Linked DNA regions of Homo sapiens: regions 1 and 2 are each linked to region 3. The links are chromatin loops, found by intact Hi-C in ENCODE. Cell type or tissue: CD14-positive monocyte. All regions are shown on one strand. Each heading gives the region's core, and the rest is flanking DNA. Links, peaks and the distances in the headings are about the cores only. Region 1 has its middle 170 kb from the start of INHBA. Region 2 has its middle 180 kb from the start of INHBA. Region 3 overlaps INHBA-AS1 (INHBA antisense RNA 1).

Region 1 (11,127 bases), core at 2,749-7,748, 92 kb before region 3:
GAGTCATAGGGAAGGGAGATCCAATTTTATCTGTTAGGAGCGCAGCTACAAGCCACCCTCAGACTTCCTCCATCCCTAATTCAACAAGTGTTGAGTTGTGCATCTTGTGTGGAGTCAGACATGAGCCTTCTCTTCAGAGAATGAAGGCTGCTTTATGTGGCCAACATGATAAAGAAAAGAGGTGTTTGGAGAGTCGGGGGCTCCCTCCCACAGGAACCAGTGGTCAGCACAGCCCCTGTCCTTGTCACTGGAATCCCTACTCCTTCTTCAACACACTTCCAAATCCTACATGCCACTCCAAGTCCAGGTCAAGTCCCATTTTTCAATGAAGTCATCCTAGTCCCCTGTCTGGGTGGTGCCCTGTTCATCTCTGTGCCCTGTTTACTCACAATCCCTGAAGCTTTACTGATGTTCCCTTGCACTCATATTCTCCTTTTTTCAGATGTGTGACTGGTCTCCTCCAAGTACACGGTTATATCCTCCATGACTAGGATTGCATCTGCGATGCTTGGTGTCTCCACAATGCCAGGTATAAAACCTTCATTAACTGACTTTTCAACAGGGCTCTGAGCCTCCTGAACCCTCATGTCACTCCATGTGGCCACACTGGATAGCTCTGGGGTGAATTTTTATCTGAGTAAGAAAACGTACTGCTGGGCTCTGGAGGCAGCAAAAAGGGGTAGATCAGGGATACAACAGAAAGGAGATCTTGAGAGGCATTCTTGAATTCTTGATGGGGGGAGGGGGTTGTTTGCGATGGTGCCTTCAGGGAAGGACTCTTATCTGTGTGCCCTGTGCATTCGGAGAACTCTAAGTCTGTAGCAGAGCAAATCAAGCTGACCTTTTGGCTTTAGGTTCATTTGTCCAGACAACATGAGGCATCCTGGAATTTCCATCTTCCCTCCTGGGAGCTTTCTTTTCCCCCATCTGCTACATCTTACCCAAATGGGGCTGCAGATCAGCAACAGTTGATCAGATCAGCATCAGTTGGTTTTAGACCACATCCTCCCTGCCCTCTTTCTCTCTCTTGTACAGACAAGAACCCAGGGTGTCCCAATGAGAGATGCTATTATTGGATATCACACCATAATTTAAATTAAACTCTACATAAAGTATACATTTTTATGAAATGAGATTAGTCCATTCTCATGTCTAGGATCACTTTAGATCAGTGATCCCCATGATCTGTATTCAATGTCACTGCATTTGAAATTTATTATTTTATGTAATTTTTATTGTACTTTAACTCCACCAACTTTCAACACTAGGATTGTCCTGCCCAGCAATGTGTACCAAGAGGGGGTATGCTGTGAAAAGGAAGGGAGAGCAGAGAAGTTATGCAAGAAATTGCAAGTAGCTGACTGTATTATTAACTGCCTTGAGTGCCACTGAGAGGTCAAATAAAATGGCCAAGAAAATAAATCTTGGATTTGGAGTATGGATGTAGTAGTCGGTTTGGACAAGGGCAGGATCAGAGATGTCTCTGGGGAGAAAACTAGACTGGAATTCTTTGAAGTGTGAATTGGAGGAGACAAAGTAGACATGTGCAGACGTCTTTCATGAACAGTTGGCTCTGAAAGCTACATGGGCTAGTAGGGTTTTTGCTTTGCTTTGCACCCTTTTCTCCTAACCCAACTCTCCCACAATATTGCCAGACTTACTCAATTTCTTCTCCTCTCGCTCAGGTCCTTGTCCATTTCTCCCCAGTATCTGGCTGTTCCTAATGCTGAGGATTTTTGTTCTTCAGATCACATCAATCTCTGAGCTTCTCTATGTGTATTCTCTTCCAAATATGATCACTATACTCCATCCTGGCATTACACTCATCAGAGTGATCTGCTAAGCCAAAAAAGGCCCCATCCTTAAAATCAGGAAAATCCAGAGGAAGTTTCAAAATTAGCTATTTTTTTTTAAATATTTCCAATCAAATGCAAACACTTTGTCAGGTCTACACCTCTATTTTCCTCCATAAGCAGGAGAAAAGAGCAGAGAATTTGATTCTCCTTCTATCTAGCAGATGCCCAAGGGCTGTATGTTTGTGTTTGTGAAGGAGAGAGAAAAAGAGAGAGAGAGAGAGAGAGACAGGAGGGAGAGGAGAAGAATGAAAATGCGCAGGCTAGAAAGAGAGAAGGGAGAATCAGGCAAAGACACCTCCTCCTTACTCTGGGCTCTGTCTGCATCTTCAACAGGCTTATGTGGAAACATCTTGCATCTTCAAATTCCATTCTAGGCTTGAAAGATACTGGGCAGGATATAACAGCTATTGTGTGTTTTTTCTTACATGTTTGTTCTAATAGATTTTCCATGAATCTTAGGGTTTTCTGGATGTATAATCATAAATAATGTGATTTGTTTCTTCTTCCTTCCCAGAGTAATTATTGAACTTCCATTCATTGTATAATTTGCATAGCTAGGACTTCAGAACAATGTTAAATAAAATAAAAAAGAAGGGACATCCTTCTCTTGATTCTAAATTCTCATATTTTAGCATGAATTATGACATTGGCTATTTAGTATCCATATTCTTTCTCATATTATAGAAACAAACATTCACTTATTCCTAGTAGAGTTTTTGTTGTTTTTTTTCAACGTGGAGAATGGGTGTTGCTTTTTCAGGACCTATTATAATGCTAATATGCTTTTTTTCTTTGAACCTACTGTGATAAATTATGAATGGAATTTCTAACTCTAAATCATTCTTGCATCCTCACAATAAATTGAACTTGCACACAAATATTTGTTTGTTGCTTGTTTGACTAACTGGGTTTTGTTTAAGAGCTTTAAAGCTTATGTAAGACATTAATTGTTCATGTTTACAAAGGACTGTTTATGTTTTCTTTCCTCTATTACATTGTCAAATTTTGATGTAACAGCTACACTAAAATGAAGTAGATTGCTTCTCATAATTTTCTAAGTACTGGATTATATTAGCTAGGTTAACACTACCTAGTTGCTATAACAAACAACCCCCAAATCTCAAAGGCTTAACCCAATATGTTTATTTTTAAATGATGACACAGTTATATGTGGGTTAGGGGCAGTGGTATGCTAGGGCTGGTTCATCCTGGATCATGAGAACTGATTATGTGCATCCATTCCAAACTGTGTTCAGTGACATCACGTTGGTTGCCTAAAAGCAGCCTTAGTAGGAGTATGCATTACAGAAATTAACAAATGTTACCAGTTAGAGCCTCCCCCCACACCTCAAATGGGTCACTAAATGTTTACCAGCACATCACCACTTGGGTGGCTCTTCTGCACATCTCTCCCTGAGGTGAGGACTCAGGGATCATGGCTCATTCCATCACATGGCTCTGCCCTCTCAGGGTCCTTCACTGTGAGCTGCGAGGAAGAAAAGAGAGAGCATGAAAGGTTCTACAGGACCTTTTATAGGTCAGCCTGAAAGCAGCATTCTTCATCCATTGGCGAGAACTTGTCACATGGGCTCCCTTAGATGCAAGAAACATGAAAAATGCCACCCTTCTTTGTATACATCTCTTTAGGACATTTTAATTCTGTCCCACTGCTCTATGTTGGCACCAGAACTAAATTTTCTCATCATAATACTTCATATTTTGCAGATCAATTTCTCCCTTCTTCATTCCCGCTCCAATAGTTTATTTGCTATCTTTGCCTATTTGTTCTCCCAGATTGATTTTATAATTCATTTGTCAAATTCAAGAAAAATATTCCATTTGTAGTTTATTTAAATTGCATTAAGTTTATAGATTTGGGGGATAAGATAGACTAGCTGATCTATATATTACCCCAATAGGTTAACTCTAATATTAAATAACTCCTTAATTCCTGGAATTAAATCTCTTAGATTATGTTGTATTATTCTTTTAATATACTGTTGAAATTGAGTGGATATAATGTGATTTAGACTTTTTACATGTAATTGACAAATGCATTTGGCTTCTAGTTTCAGTCTCTCTCTCTCTTCCCTTGACCTCTTTTATTTCATTGTCAGATTTTACTACTAGCTTAAGAAAATTAATTGAGAATTGACCCATCCTTTTCTATGCATTATAGGAACTCAGATGGCCTGAAAATTAAGTTCCTTTAAACCATCTGACACTGTTTTCCAACTTTTAAAATGTATTGCATAGTTTTTGGCTTATTTCTTTTTCTTCTTTCTGAATCAATTCTTTTAGTAATCATAGTCTTAAAAATAATTTCTTCAATTGATATTTTCCAAATTATTAGCAGAAAATTGATGACAGAATTATGCCAGGGTAGAGGGGTGGGAAATGGACTAGGAAGGGGGCACTTTTAAATTAAAAAAAAAGTTTTTATTTTGATTGTGGTGGTGTTTATGTGGTGTATATATTTGTCAGAACTCATTGAAATTTGCACTTGAAATCAATGCATTTTATTGTAAACAAACTATCAATAAAGTTGATTTATTTTAAAAAGCCTTTTTAATATTTGGTTATTTTCAATGTGTTAGTCACATGTAAAATATAGTTGTGTGTTTTAGCCTTTTGTGGTCACAGTGAGAAGGCTTTCTTCTTTCATTTGATAAGAAACAGCTGTGACTAATTAGCTTTTCTCAACCACCAACTATATAATGTATATATGCAATTGATATATAGTCAACTAGGGTGACCAACTATCCTGGTTTACCAGGGATGGAGGGATTTCCCAGGATGGAGGACTTTCAGTGTTAAAACCAGAAAGGTCTTAGGCAAATGAGGAAAGTCCCAGACAAGTCAGGATGAGTTGGTTACCCTAGGTATATAGCTGAACACACTTAGCATTTCTTGTAATATACAGTAAACGACATATTACATAGCAAGAGGAAGTAAAGAGACTTAGCATGAACATAGTCTCCACAGCAGATAGAATTTACACATTAATTTTTAAATGGTGTAAGAAAGTTTTGATAAATGATCTAATTCTGGTACTAGTTATAGACCTTGAGAACTAGGGTACCCACATTGCTAGTTTACCATGGTAGCTACCCATCATCTCTCCGTGTCCTGAGACTATGTGGGAACCTACACAATCTTCCTGGCTCTGGTCTGCTGTCATCAGAAACACCAAACACTTAAAAAAAGTGCCAAGTCACTGGACCTACGGGGTTAGTTCATTTTGAAAACGGAACTGGACTTTCTACCAAGAACCAGAAAAATGTTGAAAACATAAAACAACAAGAATCTGTGGTGTGTTTGTAAAAACCAAGCCTCTGACCCTGATCTAAACCAGACTGTTCTCCTCCTGGCTTCCTCCCTTTTTCCTTTAATTAAGCTAACTGGAAAGGCAAGGCTTTCATCAGACCAAGACGACAATCTTCCTACCCTAATCTCTAGGACAAAACAGAGAATCTGGTCTGGAATTGAATTTGAAATATTAAAGAAAAATGCCTACCAGCTTAATGTTGTCACTGTCGTATGTTTATTTTTCTTCCTTTTATGTCTGATGTCAAGGAGAAAATAATGTCATCTGCTGGAAATTTCAGCATGTTTGCATTTTGAGATAATTAAAATTAATGGTGGAGAGCCAAACTAGCACCAAACAATCCCTGTGATTCCCATGTGCGTAAAAACATTTTGTAATGACTTTCACTTAATCTGTGAGCCTGGCAGGCTGCCCCAAACCACCTAGATCCAAACTAGATTCAAGCAGCAAAGTTTGCTTTTCAAAAATAAAAATGTATATTCTGGAAGTTAGAAATTAGGGCATCGGTAAAATAGTTAGGCTCTGCAGATTGCTTTATCCATTTGGGGTTTTCCTCCAACTATGTTTCTTCCTTTTCCAGCTTGGATGGCAGGACTTCTAGTGCACATGGCAATAATGTTGCACCTCACAGCTATTGGAAAGGCAAGTCTTCCATAGGAAGGAGCAGAAATGAATTTTCCTTAAGGATCTGTAAACCCAGGAAACTCAGCTCTGAGAGATCATCTGTGAGATTCATTCAGTGAGGAAACTCAGACACAATGGTCATTTTTTGTAGGGCAGGTAGTAGTTGACAGGATGTTTGACTTTTCAATAGACTGCTTTACCAACTGTGTAACAGTCAATGTGATTCATCCATAAGAATCTCTTGCTTAATATCTTTTAGTAACCTCTCATCATCCACAGGGTAAACCCCAAACTCCTAACCCCTTGGCATGAAGCCCAAGGCTTTTCTTAAACTGGAGCATTTTTAGTTTCTAGCTTCATTTTCCTACTGACCATCCCATATATCACAGGCCATAGCTATCAAACACCTTGTAGTTTTCTGAACATATGGTGCTGTTCTGGGTACATACTCTTCCCACTATTTAGGAAACTCCTAAATCACTTCATGAATAATCTAGCACTTTACATCTGGTAGATGCTCAGTATATTTGCTGAATAAATAAATTTTAGAGCTTAACTCAAAAAACGCTTTTTCTGACTCCCTACATGAAATAAGGACTCCATTTTCTGTCTTTCCAAAATTCCTTGGATGTGCTTTAGCATGGTGGTTCACAACCAGGTGAGATTTTGCCTCCCAGGAATATCTGACAATGTCTAGAGACATTTTTGGTTGTCACACTGAGAGGGTGCTACTGGCATTTAGTGGCTAGTGGCCAGGGGTGCTGCTAACCATCTTACAATGCACAGCATAGCCTCCACAGAAAGAAATATCCAGCCCCAAATATTAATAGTTCCAAGATTGAGAAACTCTGTTAGCAGAACTCATCTTTTTAGAATAGTCATCTTGGGGGACATCTCTCTCCTTTGTTAGACAGTAAACACCTTGATGTCAGGGTCTATATCTTAATTATCTTTCCATTCCCACCTTTTAGCATAATGGCTGACATGTGGAAGATGCTCAATGAGTGTTGGATTAAAGAAAAAATTAATGATACACCATACAAGTGCTACATAGTGATAATTCTCTAAGAGATTATGAAATATAAAGATAGGGCTAGTTAACACATGTGACAATCTGAATTATAAATTCAAAGAATTTCTCAGTTTCAAGGAAATGGTATCTTTTCACTTTTTCCACTCCAAAGGGATTTCTTTCCAATGGTTCCTCACTTTGCCAGCAGTACCATGTTGAGAGGTACCTTCTGCCTTGGGAGAAGTAGCTTCTACATCACTGCACTTTTTTCAGCCTTAAAAATCACACTAAAGGTTGACATTCTATTTTCATGCCAACTCTCAAAAGCATGGTCTCATTGTAATTGGTGTCAGCTACAGCATTTCAGAATGGCCCATAAATAGTCCCTATTTGGGAGCTTTTGGAACTGCTATTTTGATACTTCCTTTATGTGTATTCGCTTGGATTCCAGCCATTTGTCAGGGAAACCATTTGAAAAGGCAATTTGAAAGCCCACCCACATGATCCCAGCACCTCTTTCTTCTTGCTGATGGTATTAGACTAAAATTGGTCTGATTTTGACTTTACCCACCCCTCTGACTAAGTAACTAGATTATGTTTAGAGTAAGAACTCAAAGAAAAATGATCTAACAGAGGAGTTTGTGTTTCACAGGATCCTTAGCAAGAACCTCCTCTTTTCGTTGCAATTCCCTCATAAAATTGTATTTTGCTTGGAAACACTGCAAGCAAATTATGGTCAGAGCTGATGTTTGTCATAATGAAAATGTGAGGGGTATGATTTTCATTTAAGGGTTGTACTTTCAGAAGTGTCCAGGACATTTAGGAAGAACCACCCTGCCTTGCTAAACATTTGAGGTGGGATTATTCTTACCAACCAAATAAAAGCATCCACAATTTTGTTTAGATTCCCATGAGAATTTCCACAGGGGTAAAATTTTTCCGTCTTTCTCTGAGAGAATTTTGCCCAATGGTCTTCTTGAAATGTGAATTATTACATTGAAAATTACACATTTGACTTAATAACATAATTTACAAAGCTTAATGAATATGTTTCACAATAGCACTTTGCTTCATTAAAAAAATTAACAAACACACTTTGGGAGGCCAAGGCAGGCAGATCACAAGGTCAGGAGATCAGGACCATCCTGGCTACCATGGTGAAATGCTGTCTCTACTAAAAATACAAAAAATTAGCTGGATGTGGTGGCACATGCCTGTAATCCCAGCTACTTGGGAGGCTGAGGCAGGAGAATCGCTTGAACCTGGGAGGTGGATGTTGCAGTGAGCTGAGATCATGCCACTGCACTCCAGCCTGAGTGTCAGAGAGAGACTCCATCTCAAAAACAAAAAACAAAACAGCAACAAAAAATTAACAAACAATTTGCTGTGGTTTGAATGTTTATCTCCTCTAAAACTTATATTGAGATTTAATTGATATGGGGTTTTTAAGAAGTGAGTAGGTCATAAGGGCTCTGTCCTCGTGAATGGATTAAAGACATTATCAGAGAAGTGGGTTAGTTATTATAAAATTGAGTTTGTTATAAAAGTGAGTTTGGCCGTATTTCCTCTCTCTGTCTTGAGTGCTGGCTTCTGCCTTTCACCCTTCTGCCACAAAATGACCCTCACGAGGTACTCATGCCATGCTATTGGACTTTCCAGCCTCAAGAACCATGAGAAATAAATTTCTTTATGAATTACCCAATGTGTGGTATTCTGTTATAGCAGCAAAATTAACTAAGGTATAAAATTGGTACCATTAGGTGGGGTTGTTGTTATAACAAATACCTGAAAATGTGGAAGCAGGTTTGGAATTGAGTAATAGATAGAAGCTAAAAGAGTCTGGAGGAACAGGCTAGAAAAAACTTGTTTTGCTGTAAGTGGAAAGTTAAAGATGATTCTGGCGAGGCTCTGAAGAAGCGAATACTAGGGAAAATCAGAATTTTCTTAGAGATTACTTAAGGGTTGTGACCAAAATGTTGATAAAAATATGAACAGTAAAGGTGGTTCTGAAGAGGTCTCAAGTGTAACTGAAGAAGAAGGTATTGGAAACTACAGCCAAAACAATCTCTGTTATAAAACAGCAAAGAGATTGGATGAACTATATCCATGTCTGATGACTTTATGGAAGATGGAGTTTAAGAGTGGCAAACTAGGATATATGATAGAAGAACTATCTAACCAGCAAAGCCTTTAGGCTGCTGCCTGGCTACTTTTAACCACTTATAATAAGATGCTAGAGGAAATGAATAATGTAGAGGCATAATTTATAGTTGAAGGGGAAGTAGAAAAGAAAAATTTGAAAAATTTGCAGCCTGGCCATGTAAAGAACAAAAAAGTATTCAAGGGTGTGTTCCACACAATCATTTGCTAAACAGATACCCAAGAACAGAAGGAGGCAGCGTGTTATTCATCATAACCATTGGAGAAAGACTGTGAAGGTATTTCAGAATTCTTTGAGGCTGCCCCTCCCATTCCAGGGTCAGAGCTCTAAGAAGGCAGAGGTTTTGGGAGACAGGTTCAGGGTGCCCTCCACGCATTTACTGCCCAGAAGTGCCTCAAGTCTTTGCTTTCTGTATCCCAGTGTAGTGCTCCTTGGCTGCCCCAGATAGTGGCAGGAAGCAGTCAAATGTCTAGGCAGATAGGGTCAGTTCCCTGGTGAAACCCAACCTTCAAGCTGAAGACAGTTTAAAGCCTGAAAACCAAGCCTGAAAACCAAGCTGTGGATTGGATAAATCCACAGACTGGATTGAGAACCTCTCTTCCTATTTGGTATGCTTTCCTCTGATTGATCCCCACCCTTCACCTGTGTTACATATACCTACCCTTCCCTAATTGGTTTTTGCACTGTCATGTCCATCTTTGAGGAGTGCCTTTTTTTAGCCCTTTTTCCATACTCACTAACCAATCAGCACACACTTCCTCATTCTGAGCCCATAAAAGCCTGGTACTCAGCCATACTTGGGGACTACCTGCCTTCAGGCTGGGGGGACTACCCAACTCCAGGAAAGGTGCTGCCGTCTTTGGGTTTCCTCTCCACAGAGAGCTGTCACTCAATAAAACTATCCACCCTGCTTGCCCTCTGGTTGTCAGCATAACCTCATTCTTCTTGGATGTGGGACAAGAACTCGGGATCCTCTGAACATGGGTGTGAGAAAGGCTATAACACTGTAGCCCTCTGCCCTCCCCCGGGTGGCCACTCCAAGCGACAGGAAGTAGTGGTGGGGCTGGGCATGCCCAGGAGCCACGGGCCTGAGTGAAGTGATGGGACTGAAAGAGCTGTTAACACGTCCCTGTCCACTGAGCTGTGGATGGGGGAATAACATGCCCTATGGGGCTCTGGGATCACTGATATCTATGAATTTTTTGGGCGCCACCACATTCCCCTCATTCAGATGCCAGCACTCAAAGCAGAAGCAGGTGATGGCATGCCCAGCTCAGCCTCATGCCTGGCCCATGCCGGGCCTCACCAGACCATGCAAATCCAGGCCGAAGCATAAGTCAAGAGCAGCCTGCTGGGCCCAGTGGGTGGGCTACCTCCTGCAGCAAACCTGGAGCCTAGTGAGGCCCTGGGCAGAGATGTCGCTAGCTGCAGAGGTCTTCACCTGGTGAAGCAGCACCAAAAAAATCCTGCATCACTGTCATTCCAGAAAATGCAAGTGGTAAGCCTTGGTGGCACCCATGTGGTGCTAATTCTGTAGGGACACAGAATACAAGAGCTGTGGGGGCATGGCTTTCCCTAGCTAGGTTTCAAAGAATGTTGCAAATAGCTTAGGTATCTAGGCCAAAACTTTCCACAGGCACAGAGTAAAGCCATCACAGAGAGTTTCCACTAAGGCAGTGCCTAGTGGAGCCATAGACGCAGCACCACCCCTGAGGCCACAGAACTGTAGAGCTGCCAGCATGCAATGCCACCCTGGGAGAGATAAAGGCACAAGACTCCAATTCTAGAAAGCTGAAGTGTGAGCTGAGCCCAGCAAAGCCATGGGAACAGGGCTGCCCAAGATCTTGGGGGCCCAGTGTATTCACGATTTGGAACATGCAGTCAGTGAAGATTATTCTCCAGCCTTAAGACTTAATGTTGTTTTCTCTGTTGGGTTTTGGACTTCCTTGGGATCATTTACTCCTTTTCTCTCGCCTATTTCTTTTATTTTTGGAATGGGAATGTCTATCCTATGCCTATACCACCATTTTATTTTGGAAGCATATAACTTGTTTTGATTTCATAGGTTCACAACTGGAGGAAATTTGCCTTAGGGTAAATCATGTCTTCAGTCTCACCCATATTGGATTTAGAGGAAACTTTGGAC
Region 2 (11,127 bases), core at 2,341-7,340, 110 kb before region 3:
TGGGCTTTTAGAGGTAAGAGTCAGGCTTTCCTGGGTTGTACTCTTAGCCCTGAGCACAATGTGGAGTACCCAGCAGCACTGCATGAAGGGGGCATACATGAGTGGTTCTTTCTCCATAAGATGCAAGGGTAGTGGCACTGAGTGAATGAGATGAAGTTCTCATCTTATGTGTATGCGTCTAACAGGAACTTTTTGGAAGTGAAAGGGAGGACAAAGTCAGAGCAAAGGGTGCAGATGGAGCAGCACAAGGGTATGGGAGGTTCTGGAGCCTCTGCCACCTCCATCCCACTTGAAAATGTCTAACAGACGACACATTATTGTATGTGCTGTTCACTAATAAAATGGCATTTGAAAAATTCTATACTTTGGATTTTCTTGCAGCTAGTCTCAATTCATGAGGTTTTGGTAATTTGAATCTGATAGTTATTGAGCAGTTAATTTCTCAGCACTACTGAAACAAGCCTTAGTAAGAGAAAGGAAACGGGAAAGTAGACGCTCTCTTTCTTCTTCCATCTATTAACACCCTTTCAGTAACATGATAAAAACAGATCCACAGAAGCAGAGGAGGCTGGAGCCATCAGCGGCCATGGTCACAGAAACCCCCTAGCTTTTTGCTGAGCCACGTGGACAGTGTGTACTGAAGCTAAAGACAGCCTGCCCTTCCCTTGTCTAGGATTAACCGCGAGAACAACAGCTCACAGTCAACTCAGCTTCGTCCTTTCTAATGCATTTCATACTGGAGCTAATGCTATGGGTGTCCAGCCAAGATCTCCTTAACTGACCAGTGTGCCTGTGTCCCAGCTGCTGTGGCTCAGACTGTCCCTGTCTCTGCAGCTGCTGGAAGCCTCTTGACTTGAAGCTGTTCCTCTCTCTCTCCTTCCCACCCTCTGAGTGTGTCTGACCCACAGGGATCCTCCCTCATGCTCCCACTCTTGTTACTTCAGTCTCACTTTTCCTTTTCCATTCACCTTTTTTTTTTTTTTGTCCAACAATCATAAAACACAGAAAGGGCAGTGATTCCAGCTGTGTGTTAACGTTGCGTGGGAAGTTGTTTCTAGTACACATTCCCAGGCCCCACCCAGAACTCCTGGACCAGCGAATCCCCTGGTGGGCTCTGATGCAGGCAGCCTTGCCTTGATCTGCACATGTTCACCTGGCATCTGCTGTCCTGGGCATGAGTACCCATTCCTGCTGCTCCCCCTGGGTGACCTCGGTTGAGTTGCCTAATTTCCCTACGCTGCCATTTTCCCATCTATAAAATGGATGCCACTCACCTAACAATATGGTTGTGAGGATTAAATCCAGTAATCAGGAAAGCATGAGATCTGGTTAGAAAGTTTATTCGTCAGATTATGAGAGAGACCAGACAGCAGTGAATTAAATAAGAAGAAAGTTAATTTCCATCCCCGGGCAGAGAAGGTAGACACATCAGATCTGGGATGTCATCAGTGACCTTGGCTCTTTGTAACTCTCTGGTCTGATATTACCAACATTACTTCATAGTCCCCAATAGTTTCTAGAACTCCAGCAATCACATTCAGGCTCCAAACAGGAAGAAGGAGGAGAAAAAGAAGGGCACACCACCTCCTTGTCAAGGAAGTGTCCTGAAGTTCCCATATCACTCTGCTACTCATATGGCAGAGAGCAGAGCTTATTCATATAGACACATCCAGCTATCAAGCAGGCTGAGAAACGTCTTTTACTCTAAGAGACAATATTCTGGAGGAAAATGGGTGTTCCATCACTAAGGAAGGAGAGAATAGTTATAGGGACAACTATCAGTGTCTACCACAGAAAAGGAGCTTTGATGCCAGCCTTCTTGGATTCAAATCCCAGCTCCACCAGCTACTAGCTTTGGGAAAGTTACTCAACAATCTTGCCTCGGTTTTCTTATCTGTAAGTAGTAAGAATAATGCTACAGGCCTCAGAAGGTTATTATAACGATTGGATACTCCATTATAAATTGTTTGGTGTACAGTGGGTGCTCAATAAGTGTAAGCCATTACTATCACCTTTTTGAATTTCCATCTCCATTGTGTGCCATATCCATTGCTAATATCTGAGAATCCAAAGAAAATAAGACAGTCTTAAGGTGATTTCGCCCCCATTTGAATCTAGTGCCACAATCCTCCCTGTTGTACTTGAGGTTCCCTCCGTCTGAGTCACTTCAGTGCTTTCTGCCTAGATGATGGGACATGACCTTCAGAAGGCTGCTACTCATTCCTGAGTCCCTTGAGGGCCTCAAGTGTTCTAGCTAATGAATACTTAAGTCACTCAATGTTTACTGACTGAGTGCAGAGGAGCCTGGCTCCAGTGGAATCAGGAGATGGGAGTGGAAGGGTATGAAGCCCAGCTGAAATAGGCTCAGCGGGACCATGCGCTAATGAAGTGGGTCCCATGCCAGGGCAGAGGGGGACTGTGAGAGGAGGGGACACTGAAACACAGGGCTTGGGGTGGCTTTCTTTGCTGGCTTTGCTCTCTTGCTTGTGGCAGCCCCTAGACGACTGATTAGAACAGGAAGGAGGTGTTGCTGCTTAGCTGATTGATAGACGGATTTTTTCTTCTGCAGGCCGATTGTGTGTGCTGACATGCACCAGGCATGAAGGGCCCTGTTCTAGCCAGGAGAGGGCCATGCTCTGCAGTTCTGATCCTCAACACCCCACCCATTCTGGGTTGGTGGTGTGTGTCTGGTCTACAGGGAGCCCTCATGTCTTAGGGGGCAGATGATGGCCCATGCACACAAGTGGAACAGAGAGCTCATCACCCAGTTGCGTTCCACCTGGAAAAACACTTTCATTTTCTGTCTCTGTCTAAGGGTAAACTACTGAACATAGCAGGAGAAGTTTTTCGTAAGGTAGCTCCTTGCATTTGGAGTCTAAACTTTCAGGTTTAGGAAGGAGAGCTGGAACTGCTCACTTGGCCCCTGTCTGGTCATGAGACATTTGGAGTGGCTTATCACTTTTTGATCAGTTTTTCATTTATGAAAAGAGAGTAACAATATATTCTGTTGGCTTTGCACTTTTTTTTTTTAGGGAAAAAAACCTGAAAAGTAGAAGAGAAACCTTACTTTTTAGTTTAGTAGGAGAGAGGATTAGTTACATTTCCAGAAGTTAGTGCTGTGGATTTTCTTGGTTTAGCTACTTGTAAGAGCAAGTGAACCATCGTACTTGTATGTTTAATGACTTCCTACTTCTCTGATATCAAATCAACCTTTCCCTGCCTCTCATAGATTTTCCCCTCCTTCATCAATGCTCAGGGGAGTCGCCCCTTCCATCAGAAGCCCCAGTATTCGAAATGGGGATAGCTGAGAACTTGGCACGTCTATTCTATTCTGAGTATGAAATACGTGGCAAATTGTGTTTGTGTAGATACATTTCTGGATACGGATGTTGTGGCACAGGGAAGGTAATAAATGATGTGACCTTTACCCCAAAGTAGTTTAGAAAATAGTCAGAGAGACAAGACACACATCCATAGAGAACCTTAACAAAAAGAAGGACCTGTCAAGAGAGTGGGGTATTTAACTGTCAGGGAAGAGTAGTCAGGTCTGCCCACCTCTCTGGACTGATTGAGAGGATCGCATGAAGATCAAGAGGTTGTGTATATGAGGCACTTTGTAAACTGTAAAGCCCTATGCCCATATTGTAGTTTACTCTTGGTTAAGGAAGGCTTCACAAAGGAGGGTGGGGGTGGGTCCAAGCCTGACTTTGAAGCACAGGTGGATAAAACATGAGGAAGGGCATGGTCAGGAGAGATGCAGGCTCTGCTCACATTACATTTGGGAGTTTGGTATCTGTGGCTCCATTTTACAGGTAAAGACACTGGGAATCCAAGTGTGAGCAGTTTGTCAAAAGATACAGTGAGAGACAGAGCAGGTCTACAGCGCTTTCCATGTAGTTTGTGAGAACCTAATGTGAGGTTCAAGCTCAAAGTCACAGACCTAGGTCAACCAGCTCCAAGTCTAAAATTTATATTCTGAAATTGCTTCCTTCAGTGCAGGGTTAGGAAAGGGAGAGTATAAAGAAATGAGGCCAGGAAGACTGATCTCAAAGTGCTCTACAGAAGGCTTTGGGGTGGGTGGGGAGCCTGGGTGCTAGCGGACTAGACTGATTAACTGGGTGGCTGATTTCCAGCCTTGTTGCTAAAAAGATTTTAGAGAAGCACAAAGGACCCAAAGCAGCAAGATAAAATTAAGTTAAAAGAAGTGAAGAAATAAGGCAAAGAGAAGATAAAAATAGGAGTGAAAGATGAATCCAGAAGTGAGGCTATTGCATAAAATGCATAATGTAATTTCCTGTGCATTTGCTGGAGATGGACCACACATTTGGCTCTGCACAGCACGAACAGGGAAACAAAATCAGTCCTACGATCTGCAGCATCCATAAGGGGAAGAAAGGACCCTGGAGAAGATTCCCCTCTTAGGGTAGAGCTGGATTGAGAGCGTTTCTGTCTCTTGAAGTGAAAGAACCCCTGATAAAGACCTGGATTTGGCCACAGGAAGGGCAGGGGAAGGAGTCTACTATCCCGCTGTTATGACAGCATTTTCCAGGTTGCTTAGTGGCAGGGATGGGTTGAGGGGTGAAATAGGAGCTGTGGCAGCACCTCAGAGACCACAGGTGGCCTACAGAGTCAGTGAACCCAAGCAGAGAAGCCATCAGATAATTAACAAGCTGCCTAGTTCTCCAAGCTGGAGACAGACAGCTGGCCAGGGCTGCAGGAGAATCTCAGTGCCCCTGGAGAGGTTATTCCCGGCAGGGCCCGGCAGGGGCTAGTCTAGCTTGCAGCCCCATGTGGGAGCCTTCCGGGCTCTGCTCTCAGAAACTGCCCCATCCTGGAGGGCCCAGAGCCAAGGGGCTGCCTGCTCTGCAATACACATTCCTGGGTAGTTACTTGTTCATGGAGACACGTTGCATGAGAGGAGGCCTTGCCAAGGAGCCGGAGCCAGGGAAAATGGGGGCCCCACCCAGAAGCTAAGGCAAACAAATCAGGAGCAATTTAGGACCTACACCTGCAAAATATGAACTGTTAAAGTGTTTTGTGATCAGAAAAACATGATTTTACTGCCTGCCTTTAATTCCATCTTGGAAGCTCTCTGAATGTAATGCTGAGATTTAATGTAGAAGACAAAGAGGAAGAAATAATTATTCTCTTCTCTCTACTGTTTTCCTACTTTCTATGTTGTATGCACAGACAGACACAGACACCACACACACACACACACACACACATTTTAAGTGGTAATAGTGTCCTCTGGAAGCAGCCCAGGGTGCAAGGGTTCATAGAAAGCATCCCCGAGAAAATCTCCACTGCTGTGTTTGAGGGTCCCTGGGGAAGTCGATTGTGCATCTTCCCAAGGAGCTGTAGCTTCTTCTCATTCTTCCCCTGTGTCGGCAGCTTCCCCTCAGCCATTGCCAAAAGCACTTAGCTCCTGACAGCGCCTGCCGGGGTTTCACACAATCTGAGTCATCCTTTACAAGCCTGCATGCACTCAGTGGTCCTCAAAGCCCTGGTTAAATTTGAGCCTGGGGATTCTGGAAGCATAATGCAGGTTTCAGGGCATGACGCTCCCTGCTCTGTGGGGGCCAGGATCCAGGAGGAAGCCAGAAGAGGCTGGGTTCTGGAATTCTCCTTCTTGTCATCGGAAGCTTGCAGTGCTGTGCTGGGGCCATTTGACCTATTAGTGCTGCAGGTGATAGGATTTTTATTCCAGATATTCAGCCACACACTGGGAAGGACCTGGTTGTGCTCAGGGAGCCATTGTTGGTCAAAAGAAGGTAGCGGGATCCTGTGTGTTTTTTAACATTTTTGCACAATATATATGTCTTCAGCTGAATAAATTCTCAGCAAAAGCAAAAGCTGAATATTTGGGGCAAGAGTTCATTTCCATTTAGCAAGTGGAGATTTAGGACCTGGTATGTCGTCATAGCCCTGATTATTCTCAGGCCAAAGGAGATTAGGTCGTCCAGCCTATCTCCAGTTTCCTGGAGCAGGAAGGAGAAGTGAGAAGAGAGAGATAAACAGGGATGAAGGAGGGACGTCTGGATGGCTCTCCCCTGCCATCATACAGAGATCCCTAACTCAACAAACGCAAAGTGCATTTACCGTCTTTATCCCCCAAATTGCTTCTTCCTTATGATTCCTCCCAGTCCCCAAGCCCATAAGCCAGTCACCTGGTCTGGCCAAGCCCACTCTCACCTGCAATTACTGCCACCTAGCAGGTTTCCTGGCCTCCATCTCCCTCCCCTTTCCCAACCTTCCCCTCACCCTCAGCAACAGTCACATTTGGCTGGGATCTTAGAGAAAGCCATAGTCATCTTTGACTGTGATGCTTCCAGTGTTTTCTTCTTACCCTAAAGCCTTAACAGACCCTCACAGGCTACAGAAGGAGAGCTGGCACTGCTCACTCCCAGACCTGTCTCTCCCTCTCAACCTGGGACCCTGAAAGCCTCAGGTTTAGTGGGTTACCTCCAGTTTCTCACTCTCTCTCACCTCTGAATCTTTGCACACACACAATTCCTTCTGCCTGAATCACCTTCCTCTTTCTTATTTGACTAACTCAAGTTCACTCTCAAGGTTTCAACTTAAATATCTACTAATTATCCCACTGTCAATGAGTTGGCCCTCCTCCCTGCTTCTCCAGGAGCTGCTACTCTGACTGCATCTTGGAAGTGCAAGTTTTCTTGGCAGTCATTCCTGAGCTCTGTGAGGGCAGGGGCCATGTTTATACTGTTCTGGTGGATTTCTAGAATTTAGTACAGAACCAAGGACACAAGAGGTACTTTATAAATATTTCCAGAATGAATGAGGGAGTAGATTAAGCATAGTGTTGTTAAGTCTCTGTCAATCATGGTAACATCCAGGTGTTAGGAAAAGAACATGAGCCCCGGAATCAGACCAAATTTTACTTGAATCCTGGGTCCAGTAGTGGCATGGTGTGTTAGAATTCTCCAGAGAAACAGAACCAATAGTAGAGATAGACAGATAATAGAGAGATAGATGGATAGATAGATGGAAGATAGAAAAAAAGAAATAGGATATATACAGAGATCTGTTTATCTATTGATGATGTATAGATAGATAGGTAGATCAATTGATTGAGAGAGACTGAGATTGAGATTTATTTCAAGGAATTGGCTCACACATGATTGAGGGCTGGTAATTCCAAAATCCACAGGCCAGGCCCAGCAGGCTGGAGACCCAGGGAAGGGCTGGGCTTGCAGCTGGAGGCCAAACGTGATCTGCCACAGAATCCCCTCTTCCTCTGGGGCTTCTGTGTCTTGTTCTATTCAAGTTTTCCACTGATTGGATGAGGGCCAATCACATTACGGAGGGACATCTGCATTACTTGAAATCTATTCATTTAAGTGTTACTTGCATCTCAAAAGTACCTTCCCAGAAACGCCTAGACTAGTGTTTGACCAAATCTGGGTACCGTGGCCTAGCCAACCTAACATAGAATTAGCCCTCACATGAAGTGATCTAGGTAAGTTATTTAAGATCTCCTAGCCTCTGTTCACTTCACATTGATGCGATAATGCCCGCCTCATGGGGCGGTGACAAGGATTAAAACAGACAGCATGTCTGATAAACAGCTGTGACATTGCTGGCTCATGGTAGACAGTCTCACCTTCTTACCTCGCTCTCATTCCAACCATGCTCCTCCCCAAAAGGAGGGCCACGTGGTAGCAGAGCTTCGGAGTGTGGGACATTTTCTGCTCCTTCTACACCCTTCTTAGTGGAGGGGATACTCCTGAAGGAGAAGGACCCTCTTTTCCCTGTTCCTGGAGGCTGGCTGCATGCAGCCCATTCATTCTATTTCCACAGTCACGGAAAAGAGGGCTCAAGGAATGAAAATCTGCTGAGGTCAAAGCCCCATATAGACTACTGAATAGAAGTAGGGGTAAAACCCAGACTGGAATTGAATTCTGTGTTCCTTGTAGATTTTATATCCCCCTCACCCCGCCCAGCCTCTGGGTTCCACAGGAGCTCTGGAATCACAGAAAGTCAGCAAACAAGATTCTATTTCTACCAAGGATCCACTGAGCTCCTTCTCCCTGTCCACAGACATTGCAAATGGATGTGCATACAGACCTCCCTGTTTGGCTTTTGTTCTAATTTCCTTGAAATAGTTAGAGATGATTTTGTGTGATTAACAAAGTTTATTTCTTTGGTAAAGGCAAGACCCATAGACCTCCTACTATTTTAAGCAAAATTAGCTTTCTTTCTTTGTAAAAAAGAAAGATAAAATATTGCCTATCATGTGTGTGGCCTGAACACAACCTTCAAAACATCTTAAAGGTTATCCATCAAGTTTCTTAAAAGGAAATATATTGGTCTTAATTATTCTTATCTTATTATATAATATGCTGTGGATTTATTTTTTAACCTATAATCTTATGCCAAAAGAGGCCATTTAGGTTTATTTTTATTTGTAGAGTGAAACAGAAACAAAATATACGGGCCTATGTTTGCTGTTTTAAATTCTACTCTCTATTACTTTTCCTTTCAACTTGGAAAGGAATTTTGTGCTACAGGACGTTTGGCCCAGGGTCAGCGGCGCTCCCTGCAGGCCGGTGGGGATGGCCTGAGAGAATTCTGGGCCAGCAGGCGGCCATATATTTCTTCCATAATCCTGTATGCGCGGGCAAAGTATCAGGCAAAGGTATAAATAAAACGTTCTGACTCCACATATGGTATTTTGGGTTTACAAATCCTTCATAAACTTTTTCCATTCCTATCAGCAGTTTTATTCATTATGGGACATCCAGCAACTCTCCTTTCGGGATTATTTGAGAAGCAGTAAAGGCTTCCTGTGAAAGGAGCACGTTAGCTGTAAGATTTGTGCAAAGATCGAGTGCCTGGCGGGGAGTAATCCCTAGACTGCGGATCTCAAATGTTTGGTGGGGTTTCCCCTACTGCTGGCTTTCATGTTCTCAGGGCATCATTACTGCGGTGGTGCAGCCGTAATGATGGGAAAGTGCCTGCTTTCTCTTTTCCCCCAGGGCCCCAGGGTCATATCTATGGGCTGGCAGACATGTTTTCTCCTTTCTCTTTCCTGTTTGCATTCACCTTGTGATTTTACTGATTTGGGGGTTCAGAGTGGGAAATCAGGCCAAAAATATATACATTCGAGATTTAAAAACTGAGTTATATCCAGCTTCCCCTTGCAATTTGAAATTATACTCCTCTTTCCATCTCTGTGTAAGTATGGGTTTTGACCAGTTTACGGAAAAAGTATATATTGGATCAAAAAGAGGCAATAGTTGGGTGTGACCTGGGAGCCAAAGTATCTAGACACATCTTAATGGGTGGCCTCATTCGTAAGAACAAAGAGAAAGATCCCTTGCTGACTGAGTAGAGGAGAAACAGACATCCTCTGGAGCTGAGGCTGGCAGGGGACGCTACAGCGAGCCGGCCAGTATGAGTTCACAGCCCAGGTCACACACCCTCCCCTCTGCTTGGCAGCAAGCACTATGCCTGGCACAAGTTATTAAGTGTTGTTCAATGTTTTGGATAAATTAAGAGGGGCAAGTGCCAGACTAGATGGTGCCACATTTTTAACTCTGTCCTCTTCCAAACTGTAATCATCTTGGTTCCACCTGCTAATTACCATTCGAATGTATCCCTTCCACTACAATGGCATTGCCTCGCCTCTGATCCTTGGCTTCTACAGCTATTTACTATTACTCCAGATTGGGGTCCTCAGCTGCAGTCAGACCACCAGATAGATCTGTGAGTCCTCAGAGAAAGATCTACCTGTTAGCTAATAAACTAATAAACTTCAGCTCAGGGCCTCACTTGCACGGTCCCTTACAAGAGCTGGGGGAAGACCTTGCAATGTGTTCACATGGTCATATATTTTTGTAAAATGTATTAAAAGTGAGCTATATTTAGCCATAATTGGTTAAGACTGCTTCCCCTTTCTGTTTCGACTTCCCCTCTGTGCACCTACTGTTAGGGTGTCAGCGTCGTCACCAGCACTTTGGGGCCCCAGCTAAAAGGAAGTTGAGTTGCGAATATATTTAGTTTGGGTTCAGTAGGGGATATTTTTGTGGTTGGTAGTTGTTTCTGAATGCAGTTAAGTTATTACTAGTCATCCTGGTGTAGGAACGGCTTCTAGGAATACTCCTACGGCCCCCTGCACTGACGCACCCAGCCTCGTGACAGGAAGTGGAGGGTCAAACGTCATCTGGTGATATGAATTTGTCCTGCAGCATCTGACACCAGACGTTTATGCAGAATCAAGGAGAAGCAAAGTTTGAAATATACAAAGCAGGAAGCTGGTCTCTGGAAAATTCTTCCAAAGTCAGATATGTAAAATCGTAAGCAGAGGACTTTGTTTTCAATGACAGCTAGTCAAAACAGAAGTTGTCTCCTTTCAGGAATATAGCACGCCATGCTGTGTATACAATTATACAGGCCTCATACATTTTCCTTTCCTCCTTGATGAGAATTCTGCAAAAGAGATTTATTGGAATTCTCATGTTTTAACCTATGGTTGTGGTATTTATCATCATTCTAAAGTTCTATTTTTTTTGAGGTTTATCTTCTCATTCTAAATAACTGTTCAGTTTTATACCTAATTATATATTCTTGGTTTTGAATTTTTTTGCTTAAGAAGGGCTCCTCAAATTGTATAACATCAGGTTCCAGAAGATCTGTGTAAGCCACTGACTGTCCCTGGGGTTGTAGTCAGCCTGGTCTTCTCTTTTTTCTAAATTGAGACGGAGTTTCACTCTTGTTGCCCAGGCTAGAGTGCAGTGGCTCTATCTCGGCTCACTGCAACATCTGCCTCCCAGGTTCAAGTGATTCTCCTGCCTCAGCTTTCCAGATAGCTGGGATTACAGGCATCCACCATCACACCCGCTAATTTTTTGTATTTTTAGTAGAGACAGGGTTTCACCATGTTGGCCAGGCTGGTCTCAAACTCCTGACCTCAGGTGATCCACCTGCCTTGGCCTTCCAAAGTGCTGGGATTACAGGCATGAACCATTACGCCTGGCCAGGCTGGTCTTCTTAAAGCAGAAGGCTAGTAGGTGACGGCCCCCTAATTGGAATACTTTGACAACCTTTATCCTTCATAAACTGACATCCACTGCCCTCCTCCTACCTTTCTCATGCTATAGA
Region 3 (11,127 bases), core at 2,640-7,639:
GTAGCAGAAGAGGGCAGTGGAATGTTTTGTAACCTCAAAAGATGTTTAGTTTGGGATTCAATGCCAGGTGTCATGGTAAGTTAGACAGGTGACAGTGAGGTATCCAAGGTGGATACATAACTCACAGGGTGACCAGGAGCTCAAAAGCAGCATTGGAAGTGAGGTCCCAGGCTCTTGAGCATGAATCTGTTTTATGGTAATTTCTAGGTGACAGCCCAGCAAAGCCCTCCTCCTCTGTCTCCACTATTATTCTGATACTTCCACTCTGGTCATTGCTGGGGAGTGCTCAGAGATAAGCCAAGAAGAGGACAAGGACTGTAATTGTAATAGAGGGATGCTGAGAACACCTGTCAGAGGGCACCCAGCTACACACAAAAACCTCTATACTCTGATAGCTGCCCAGGATGAGAAGTCCTGGTTCTTATGGTGCATATAGGTGTCTTCTGGAATATATAGCCAATACTGCAGTTTTCCCATCTCTGCCACTTCCTGAGTGGCAAGTTGTTGGAGACATGGCAGGGTGGTTGGCATGTGTGATGCTGTGTAGCTGGGCTCTCAGTAATTCCTTCTTTGTCTTCATCTAAACTTCACAGGCAAAAGTGAACAAGCTGTTGGACTTGTTACTGTTTTCAATTTTGGTCAATTTATTTCAACCATCGAAGCCTTAAAGCTTGGAGCATTCCTGCTAATACCAATATCCCTTGGCCTTATATTGTCATGGGAATTTTATGGAGATTTTTGGAGGTTAAGGGAGATCTTCTAAGACCCTCTGGATCAGGTTAGTCCCCTCTGCTATGCCCTTCATGGCACTTGCTTTTTCTCCATTTACAAAATTTACCCCACCTATAATAATTGGTTTACTATCCTCATCCCTGCCAGACTGGAAGTGCCTTGTGGATGCAGGAATCTTGCTTATCTTATTCACTGTGGTTTCCCCTATGTTGGACCTATAGTAAGTGCTAAATAAGTTTTTTTTTTTTTCTTAAAGAATGGATGAATGAAAGTAATCCAAAACCAGAGAATATGTCATAAAATGAAACTCCCAAAATATTAGTGTGGAATCTAAAAAGATAAAAAGTTTACTGCTGCATTTCAACTAGGGCAAGTTTTAGTACCTTCTGACACTAATCTAATAATAAGAATGTAGAATAATTCAAAAATAATTGATAAGCTGAACTTCATTAAGTTTAAAAACTTCTGCTCTGTGGAAGACACTGACAAGACAATGAAAAGACAAGCCAAAGACTGGGAGGAAATATTTGCAAGAGACTTATCTGATAAGGGATTGTTATCCAAAACATACCAAAAACTCCTAAAACTCAACAATAAGAAAACAAACGACCAGATTTAAAAATGTGCCGAACGCTTTAACAAAGAAGATGTACAGATGGCAAATAAGCATATGAAAAGATTTTCCACACTATATGTAATACAAATTAAAACAACAATGAGATTCCACTGCATGTCTATTCAAATGGCCAAAATTCAGAACGTTGACAATACCAAATGCTGGCAAGGCGGTAAAACAACAGGAACTCTCTTTCATTGCTGACGGGATTTTGAAATGGTATAGCCACTTTGGAAGACAGTTTGGCAGTTTCTTATAAAACTAAAGCTACTCTTACTATATGATCCAGCAATCCTTGGAATTAACCCAAAGGAGTTTAAAACTCATGATCATGTACAAACTCACATATGGGTGCAGGTTTGGAGTTATTCATAATTGTCAAAATGTGGAAGCAATCAAGATGTCTGTTGGGGTGAATGGATAAATAAAACTGTGGTACATCCAGACAACAGAATATTATTCATCACAAAAGGAAGAGCTACCCAGCCATGAGAGGACATAGAGGAAACTTAAACCTATATTATTAAGTGAAAGAAGCCAATTGGAAAGGGCTACATACTGTATGATTCCAACTATATGACATTCTGGTAAAGGAAAACCAGTGGTTGTCAGGGGTTTGAGGGGAAGGAGGAAAAAATAGGAGGTACACAGAAAATTTTTAGGGCAGTGAGGTATGACACTACAATGGTGGATACGTGTCCTTATACACTTGTCCAAACCCATAGAATGTGTAACACCAAGAGTGAACCCTGATGTAAACTATGGTCTCTGGGTGAGAATGATGTGTCAATGCAGCAGGTAGATCAATTGTAACAAGTGTACCATTCTGGTAGGGCAGCTGTCCCCAACTTTTTTGGCACCAGGGACCAGTTTGTGGGGGAGAGAATTTTTCCACAGACAGGTGGTTTGGGGGATGGTTTTGGGGTGAAACTGTTCCATCTCAGATCATCAGACATTAGATTCTGATAAAGAGTGTGCAACCTTGATCCCTCACATGTGCAATTCACAATAGGGTTCACTCCTATGAGAATCTAATGCCAGTGCTGATCTGGCAGGAAGTGGAGCTCAGGCAGTGATGCTGGCTGGCCCACTGCTCACCTCCTGCTGTGCAGTCCAGTTCCTAACAGGCCACAGACTGGTACCGGTCTTCTGTGGCCTGAGGGTTGCGGACCCCTGTGATAGGGGATGTTGATAATAGTGGAGTCTACACATATGTAGGGGCAGCAGCGACATGAGAAACTCTTTACTTTCCTCTGAATTTTGCTGTGAATGTACAACTGCTTTTAAAAAGTTAAGTCTTAAAAAACAAAACAAAATAAAAAACAAGCAAACGAAAAAGCCAGCTAACATGTAGAGAATGCTAACTGTGTTTAGGGTGATGTTCTAGCATTTTTATATACCCTAAATTATATCATCCTCACCACAGCCTTAGGAAGTAGGGACTATTATCGCCAACTTACAGTTGAGGAAACTGAAGTTCAGAGAAGTTGGAGACTTGTGCAATTCATAAAACTGGCAAGGAGCTGGTTCACACCCAGTTGTTTTCTTAACTCTATTGTTTTAGAGAACTGAAAGCAGATGCTAAGATAAAGGAAGCAATGGGAGAAATATGTTCTGGGGCCTGCTCTGTCCAAGGCCCTGAGAGGGACCCAGAAGCCATTGTATGAAATTCTATCCCAACCTTGAAGGAGTTACCAGGAGTTGAGCAGCATTTAAAAAGCACAATAAAAACGCAGAGCAATAACACAGTGTCAATGCAGTAGGTAGAGCAATTGGTCGGGAGACCAAGCAAGACTAATTGTGATATGAATTGTCCTCATGCTAAATACCAGGGTGCAGAGAATGGAGGGAGAGTCAGCTGAGACCTGGGACAGCCCAGCAAGGTTTCATGGAAAGCAACTGACCTGAACTTAGCCCAGAAAAATGGGCACAGGGGATGTGAGTGGATGGCTGGAGGGGATGTAAGAATTATGAGGGATGATGTGAGCAAATAAGTCATGTTGAAATTTTTCTTAAGTGGATTCAAAATAACCAACAAAATATTGTCCTTAAGCCCAGATTTTTATCCACCTCTGAAAAAAATGTGAGATTTTTGGTCGTTTAGTAGCTTTTTCCCCAACATTTGTTTCTCCAGCTATAAAAATGAAGATATCACTTTCCATATTCCTCCCCCATAGAGACGTTGAAAGGGTTAAAGTATTCTGTAAAGCTTTGAGGGCCTCCTTAAAGAAGTTATGCAAAACAAAATTATAATCATCATTTTTTTTTGTTGGTTTTTATTATCTTTATTGTAAAACTGCCCCAGGGGAAGCATCACTTTTAGTGTGGTCACAGTCTGCTCAAACACTTAACCATCTCATTGTGACCCACCTGACTGGAAAGGCGCAGCAGATCCTTGGCCTCCACACACCCTTCTTCCCGCAATCCCTACTGTTTCAGAGGCTTTCCAGAGGCCAAGGCCGGAGCCTGGGGCTGGGACTAACTCATAAATAGGTTTATTTTTCATTTGGCACATACAATGTAATAAAAAATGAATTCCTTACTGGTATTTAAATATTGGTAAATTTCAGATAAAAATCTAGAATTCTGGCTTCCCTTCTGTAGAAGATCTGACATCCGTGGGCCTGCAGGTTGCACCTGCCACAGCAGGAATCAGCCAGTTCACTGGACGTGTGCTCACCCCTTGACTATACCCCATGTGGCCTTCATCCTCATGGCGGGTAACTGCCAGTCCTGAGAAAGATCCATCAGCTTCTTTCAGCTACATCTGTCTATTTTCCAGCCAAAACGCTGACTGGTCTACATTGAGCTGCCTATAATGGCTACACCAGTGAGTAGGGTGCTAGGGCTGGGCCAAGCAGAAAAGAGGTGGCAGGACTAGTTGAGTCGATGGAGACTGAGCCAGAGGGAGAAGGAAGGGATTTGACTTCAGAGTCTGAAGCCAAAGGCCAGGTTCAGGGAGTCAGGTATCAGGCTTCTCCCAGTGGGGAATGGGAGCCAAGAGCAAAAGTTCTGGAGCCAATTCCACCAGCCCTGAGGATCTGCCAGGGCATGCCCTTTAGTGACACTGTTTATTTCTATTAGATAATTCATATTTGTACATTATAAACATTGGAGAAATTACGTACATATGTGTCCTTGCATACATATGCACCTACGCCCAGATCTAAGCCCACCACCAGCAATTGCAACATAATAGTTGTGGTTTGGGGTGGGGGGGAGTATTTTCTGAAAGCTCTGGGCATTGGGCAATGTACAGCCAGGGTTGAGAACTACTGCTCTCAGTGAGCTGATCTTCCTCGTGACACCTTATCTCCATTCATTCATCTCAGTCTGACCTCATAAACTGAACATTCTTTAAATTATTCAGTTCCTTCTACACAAAAACCCAATCTTTGGAGGCTCCTGTCTTCCTCTTTCAGTTTCCTAACGTATGTCTGGGTGGATGATGGAGGCTTACTGTGTCTCAGATCCGGGTGGTTGGGTCCTCTGGATGACATCATTTGTCCTATTGGTCATTTGCAGCTCAAGCTGGTCCCTAGTGGAACATGATTTGGCCATCCTTGATGTGATTAGGGCCTGACAGCCTGCCTGGCTGACTTAGCCCCAGTCTGGCTCATGCAAGTGCCATGCACCTGTCAGAACCAATGTGACACTGTCCAGCTGTCCCCTCTGGCCCAGGATATCAACCTAGAGGAGTCTGCTATGCTGGATACCACCCCAACACAAGGGCCTTGAAGCAGTCCCACTGGCCTTTGAGTACCCCTCAGGGCCTATGCCAATCTGTCCATAACATGATAAATAATCTTGGCTCTCTGGGCACTACCATGTTGGATTGCTAGTTTACATTGATGGAGCCTTGACTGGTGGGTGTGGAGGCAGCCTTCAAGAGGGTCACCTCCTATAGTTTTATTAAATTGTAATGAATATACTCTGCCTTCTGTTTTCCCCAGAATCACTACCCCTCCCTCTGGTTGTCTGCCCCTGCCTTTTTCTCCGTTTCTTCTACCAGATATTGTGTGGCTAGAAGAGGCAAATTTACCTCTACTTCCCTTCTGCATCCATTGGGATTCCCATGTTGTATCTTGTCCCCTTGGCAGATGGGAACTTTGCAGATAAGGAGACCTAACTCAGGAAGAATTTATGATTGTCCTCATTACAAATTAACTTCCACAAATTCTTCTTTCACATGTTCTTGGCTATTCTTATCCACTTACTCTTCCAGTTGCAGAATCTAGAAGACTTACAATTCTGGAGTACAGTTCTTTCTGTTAGACCTGTTACCCTTTGAGGCAACAGGTAGTCACTTAGAGTGGCCCAATTCTGTAAGATAAACTCCACTGTGACAGTATTGGGGACATCTGTAAGAGCTCCTTGAATGTCATAGCTGCTATAAAAGAATCTCATATTTGGCTTAGAAGAAAAGGATATGATAGTCACCAGAGCTGTTCAAGATGTTCTGGCTTTCTGTCTTTCTGGATGGAAGAAATCACATCTTCACCTGCTGGGAATTAGCTGTGGTCATGAGACTTGCTTTGGCCAAGGAGATACAAAGGCTGATTCTGGCCAGCCATTAGGAGCCACTTTGAGCTTCACCATTGCCTTGGTGTACCCTTCCAATATCTTAGGCAATGTTCCAGGTGGAGGCTGCTCTACCAGCTGGGATCCTGGCTGGGATCCTGGATGGAGAACATCACTCAGCAGAACTCCGCATGACCCTCAGTAGACGGGTGGCATGAGTGAGAAATAAACCTTAGTCTTTTGAAGCTTCTGAGATTTGATATAGTTTGTTACAGCTGAGCCTATCCTGAATGAAGAGAAGAATAAGAAGCATGGCATTTGGTATTTGTGCATATGCAACCAGGAACAAGTACCACAGCCTTCACCCAACTCAATCCTTTTTTAAAAATTTACTGTCCCTCTTTTAAAATTATTTTATACATATTAAAAACAGATAAGTCCAAATTCACTCTTTTTTTTTTTTTTTTTTTGAGATAAGGTCTCACTCTGTTGCCCAGGCTGGAGTGCAGTGGTGCAAGCATGGCTTACTGCAGCCATGAACTCCTGGGCTCAAGTGGTTCTCCTACCTCAGGCTCCTAAGTAGCTGGGACTACAGGTGTGCACCACCGTGTCTGGCTAACTTTTTAAATTTTTAGTAGAGACAAGGTCTCCCTATATTACCCAGACTGGTCTGAAATTCCTGAGCTCAAGTGATCTTCCTGCCTCACACCTATAATCCCAGCACTTTGGGACGCCTCCCAAAGTGCTGGGATTATAGATGTGAGCTACTGTGCCCAGCCTTCAAAATCACTCTTAACAGAAAATTGAACTCTTTTGCATTGTTGATGGAAATGTCATTGGTACAGCCATTAAGGAAAACAGTATGGAGTTTCCTTCAAAAATTAAAAAATAGAACTACCATATGATCCAACCATCCTACTTCTGAATATATGTCCGAAGAAATGAAATCAGTATTTCAATTCATGTTCATTGCAGCATTATTCATAACAGCCAAGATATAGAAACAACCTAAGTGTCCATTTACAGATAAATGGATAAAGAAAACATGATATGTATATATATATATATGTGTGTATACATATGTATACATATGTATGCACATATATATACATATATACATATATATGCACATATATACATATATACATATATATGCACATATATACATACATATATACATATATATGCACATATATATACACACACACACACACACATATATATATGATGGAATATTATTCAACCATAAAAAGAAATAGCCTGCTATTGGTTGACATCACGGACAAACATGGAGAGCATGATACTGAGTGAAGTCAGTGAGACATGGAAAGACTGCATGATCTCACTCATATGTGGAAAAGACAGTAGAAATAGAGAGTAGAATGGTGGTTGCCAGGGGCTAGTGGTGAGGACAATGGAGAGGTGTTGGTCAACAGGTACAAAGTTTCAGTTATAAGATGAATAAGTTCTGGAAGTCTAATGGTGGCTATAATTAATAATACTGTATATTTAGCTGAAGTTTGAAAGATTTGAAGTGTCCTCAAGACACACGCACACACACACACAAAGGGTAACTGTGGGTGGTGATGGACATGTTAATTAACTTGATTGTGGTAATCATTACACTATACATAGGTATCGCAAATCATCATGTTATAACCTTGAATACATATGATTTTTAGTTGTTGGTTAAACATTTTAAAATAAAAAAAAAACCAAAATCACTCATCAATTGAAGAAATAGTCTAAAACAAGGACTGTGGAAAATGAACAACTGCCACAGAGAAAGCGATGCTCTGCGCCCTCCCCTCCTGCTCCGTGCTTGCCTCCACACTTCCTAAGAAACACGGAGCAAGGAGTGCTCCAGGCACAGACGCAGCTTCCCCTGGCCAGCACCCATCAAGATCCTGTCCAGCCTCTCGCCCTGCCCTCTCAGACCCTCTTGACCATTGTAGGGAAAAGCCTGAGGGAATCTTAGTCATTCTGTTTTTGGAATGTGGAATTGAGAGCTAGCTGATCCCAAGCACGCAGCCCTCTGCGCCTTCTCACTGGGGCCTCACGTTGTTTTCTAGCCAAACAGCGCACAGGGATTTTTAAGCCCCCCTCCTCTATCACAAAGCTTGCGATTCCTTTAAAGAACTGCAAAGCAAAGCATCTTTCCAGTTAAAAAGCCCAAACTGAAATGTGATGGCATCTAAATGTCTTTAACTATCCCCAATTATTAGCCCTTTTCATGCCAGGCACTCCTATCTGCCTCTATGCCTAGAAAGAAGCTGCCTGCTACTTCATCCCCAGGTTTCTTTTCTTTTTCTTTTTCTTTCTTTCTTTTTTTTTGAGTCAGAGTCTTGCTCTGTTGCCCAGGCTGGAGAGCAGTGGTGCGATCTCGGCTCACTGCAAGCTCCGCCTCCCGGGTTCATGCCATTCTCCTGCCTCAGCCTCCCAAGTAGCTGGGACTACAGGCACCTGCCACCACACCCGGCTAACTTTTTTGTATTTTTTAGTAGAGATGGGGTTTCACTGTGTTAGCCAGAATGGTCTTGATCTCCTGACCTCGTGATCCGCCCACCTCGGCCTCCCAACAGTTTTCTTATTTTTAAGGGATTTATCTTTTGGTCACTCTATATTATTAGATTGGTGCGAAAGTTATTGTGATTTTTGCCATTAAAAGTAATGTACTTTTGTACCAACCTAAAATAAATATTATTTATTTATTCCAAACTTACTTAAAAGAGGACTCAAGGAGGACAAGAAAGATGTGTTTGTATTTCAGATAAAAAAGGAAATATATGAGGCTGGGCACAGTGGCTTGTGCCTGTATTCCCAGCATGTTGGGAGTCTGAGGTGGGAGGATTACTTGAGCTTAGGAGTTTGAGACCAGCCTGGGCAATATAGGGAGACCTCATCTCTACAAAAAGTAAAAAAAAAAAAAAAAAAAAAAAATTTCTTTTAAACTCTTAAGCCCAGGGGTACATGTGCATGTTTGTTACATAGGTAAATGTGTGTCATGGAGGTTTGTTGTACAGATTATTTCATCACCGAGGTATTAAGTCTAGTACCCATTAATTATTTTTCTCATCCTCTCCCACCTCCCACCCCCAACTCTCCAATAGGCCCCAGTATGTGTTGTTCCCCTTTATCAGCCATGTGTTCTTATCATTCAGTTCCCACTTATAAGTGAGAACAAGCGGTAGTTGGTTTTCTCTTCCTGTGTTAGTTTGCTAAGGGTAACTTCTTCCAGCTCCATTCATGTCCCTGTAAAAGACAAGATCTTGTTCAAAAAGTACAAAAATTAGCTGGGTGTGGTCGCACGTGCCTGTAGTCCCAGCTACTCAGGAGGCTGAGGTGGGAGGATCACTTGAGTCCAGGAGCTCAGAGCTGCAGTGAGCCCTTATGGCGCCACTGCACTTTAGCCTGGGCCACAGAGCAAGACCTTGTCAAAAGTAAGGAAGAAAGGAAGGAAGGAGGGAAGGAAGGAATGAAGGAAGGAAGGAAGGGAATATATGAAAGGCTGAGCAAAGTAGCCCTCAGCCAGAATGAAAAAGTGACATGAATGTACACCATGAAATCTTTTCCTCTTGCTGGATGTGGGCCAAAACTTGATTTTCCTAAAAATGTCTTTAAAGTGTCATAGTAGCCATAGAATTAAATAAAATTAGTTCAGGAAAAGAACAACTATTTCTTATAGTGAGACTAAAGACAATTTCCCCAGGGCTCCTCATAGAAAGGAGACAGAATAAAAAAATGACAGTAGGCCGCGTGCAGTGGCTCATGCTGGCCTGTAATCCCAGCACTTTGGGAGGCCAAGGCAGGCGGATCACCTGAGGTCAGGATTTCGAGCCCAGCCTGGCCAACATGGTGAAACCCTGTCACTACTAAAAAAATACACAAAAATTAGCTGGGTGTAGTGGTGTGCACCTCTAATCCCAGCTACCCGGAAGGCTGAGGCAGGACAATTGCTTGAACCCAGGAGAAGGAGGTTGCAGTGAGCCAAGATCGTGCCACTGCACTCCAGCCTGGGTGACAGAGTGAGATTCCGTCTCAAAAAAAAAAAAAGACAGTATCCTTTTTCTATACATGTGACAGATTTCACAGAGTGGACACTTATATTTCTCTTAATATAGAATGATATCACCTGTGATTTCACTCTGGTAAAACACTGTGGATAGTATGCCTATCCAGGAACTCAACTCCCAAATCAGCTGGCTCGATGCAACAATGAAATTCGAAGTACCTGTAAGGGAGAGATTAGCCCTCCATGAATTCCTGTTTATGTGGCCAAGCTTCTGAAAGGCGTAGGGCAACAATGGATATGCAAGTATCCCTGTTAACTAAACATGAACTACAGATATATGTGGCTAGTGAAGTGCAGAGCCGTATGTTCTTCGTAGCCAGCCTGCTTCATACGAACAATACAATGGGATTGGGGTGAGGGGCAGTTCATGAAAGAAATCTAACTGACTGGTTAAAAACAAGCAAACAAAAAAAAAAACGAAGTCTTTCTTAGTGCTGGTGGTCACATAAGCTAGTATAATATTGTTGTTGGGCATTTTGTTAATAGATAGACATACGTCTTTGATTTTGCAATTCTATTTCTAGATTGTCACCTGAGGAATTATTTAAGAGTGTGTGCAAATATTAATGATAACGATATTTGTCCTAAAAGAATGAAAACACTGTAAATGTCCACCTCTAAATTGTGGTACCTGCATGTAATGGAATACGATTCCACTATTAAATATGATGTCTTAGATGAATACACATGGGCATGGTCAGTGTTCACTATACATTGCTAAGTTTTATATAAAACAGTTTACCAGAGAATACAAGTATAATAATAGTACTAGTGTGTTGTTATGCTTGTGCAATAGTTATTTTTAATATCATATTTTTTTCCTTCTACATATTGCTTTCCACAAAGCCTTTTGAGTCCCATTCCTTTTTTCTTTAACAGCATCAGATCCCATATATATCTAGTCCCTTTCAATTATCAAGTATTCTCCAGTTTAAATTTCCAATCTCAATCCAACTCCAATGTCATCACCTGCCCCCTGGGTGTCAGCTTGAGACATTTCGAAGGTGAAGGGAGGGCGTGCTTTGCTTCTTAAGGGGAGGAGACAAGAGAGAGCTTCTTTTTCCTTGATGATTTGGCCATGGTCACAGTCGTCTTCTTACTGGAGTCTTTGCTGCTCTGGCTAAAATACGCTGACAGCACTGCCCTCTACGGGGTGGGTATCCAAATGCAGACCCTTCCAGAGCCC

Evidence for each region. Hi-C counts contacts between places; a loop is a spot of excess contacts. Peaks named below come from ENCODE experiments on the same cell type or tissue, not always from the same donor. Only the 100,000 strongest peaks of a DNase experiment are listed, where the experiment ranks them.
Region 1: it touches region 3 in a loop (12-fold over the local background); 2 of 110 quality-filtered maps call a loop at or near these places.
Region 2: a loop joins it to region 3, with 3 times the contacts of the local background. A loop is called at or near these places in 2 of 110 quality-filtered maps.

Annotation. Positions count from the first base shown.
Region 1 is chr7:41,864,223-41,875,349 of GRCh38, reverse strand. No RefSeq gene overlaps it. Among named protein-coding and RNA genes, the nearest start is that of INHBA, 170 kb to the right of the region's middle. RefSeq lists an enhancer at 4,676-4,725. In CD14-positive monocyte, for the core only: no CTCF peak of the experiment used is centred there; DNase peaks (open chromatin) are centred at 4,679, 5,049 and 6,069; H3K4me3 peaks cover 1,377 bases; H3K27ac peaks cover 2,324 bases.
Region 2 is chr7:41,880,767-41,891,893 of GRCh38, reverse strand. No RefSeq gene overlaps it. Among named protein-coding and RNA genes, the nearest start is that of INHBA, 180 kb to the right of the region's middle. RefSeq lists an enhancer at 9,906-10,455. In CD14-positive monocyte, for the core only: no CTCF peak of the experiment used is centred there; a DNase peak (open chromatin) is centred at 5,433; H3K4me3 peaks cover 692 bases.
Region 3 is chr7:41,771,869-41,782,995 of GRCh38, reverse strand. INHBA-AS1 (INHBA antisense RNA 1) reads right to left here. Exons shown (of 4, transcript NR_027118.2): 3 at 10,002-10,100; 4 at 3,618-6,155. Among named protein-coding and RNA genes, the nearest start is that of INHBA, 74 kb to the right of the region's middle. In CD14-positive monocyte, for the core only: no CTCF peak of the experiment used is centred there; DNase peaks (open chromatin) are centred at 2,875 and 4,785; H3K4me3 peaks cover 1,450 bases; H3K27ac peaks cover 3,067 bases.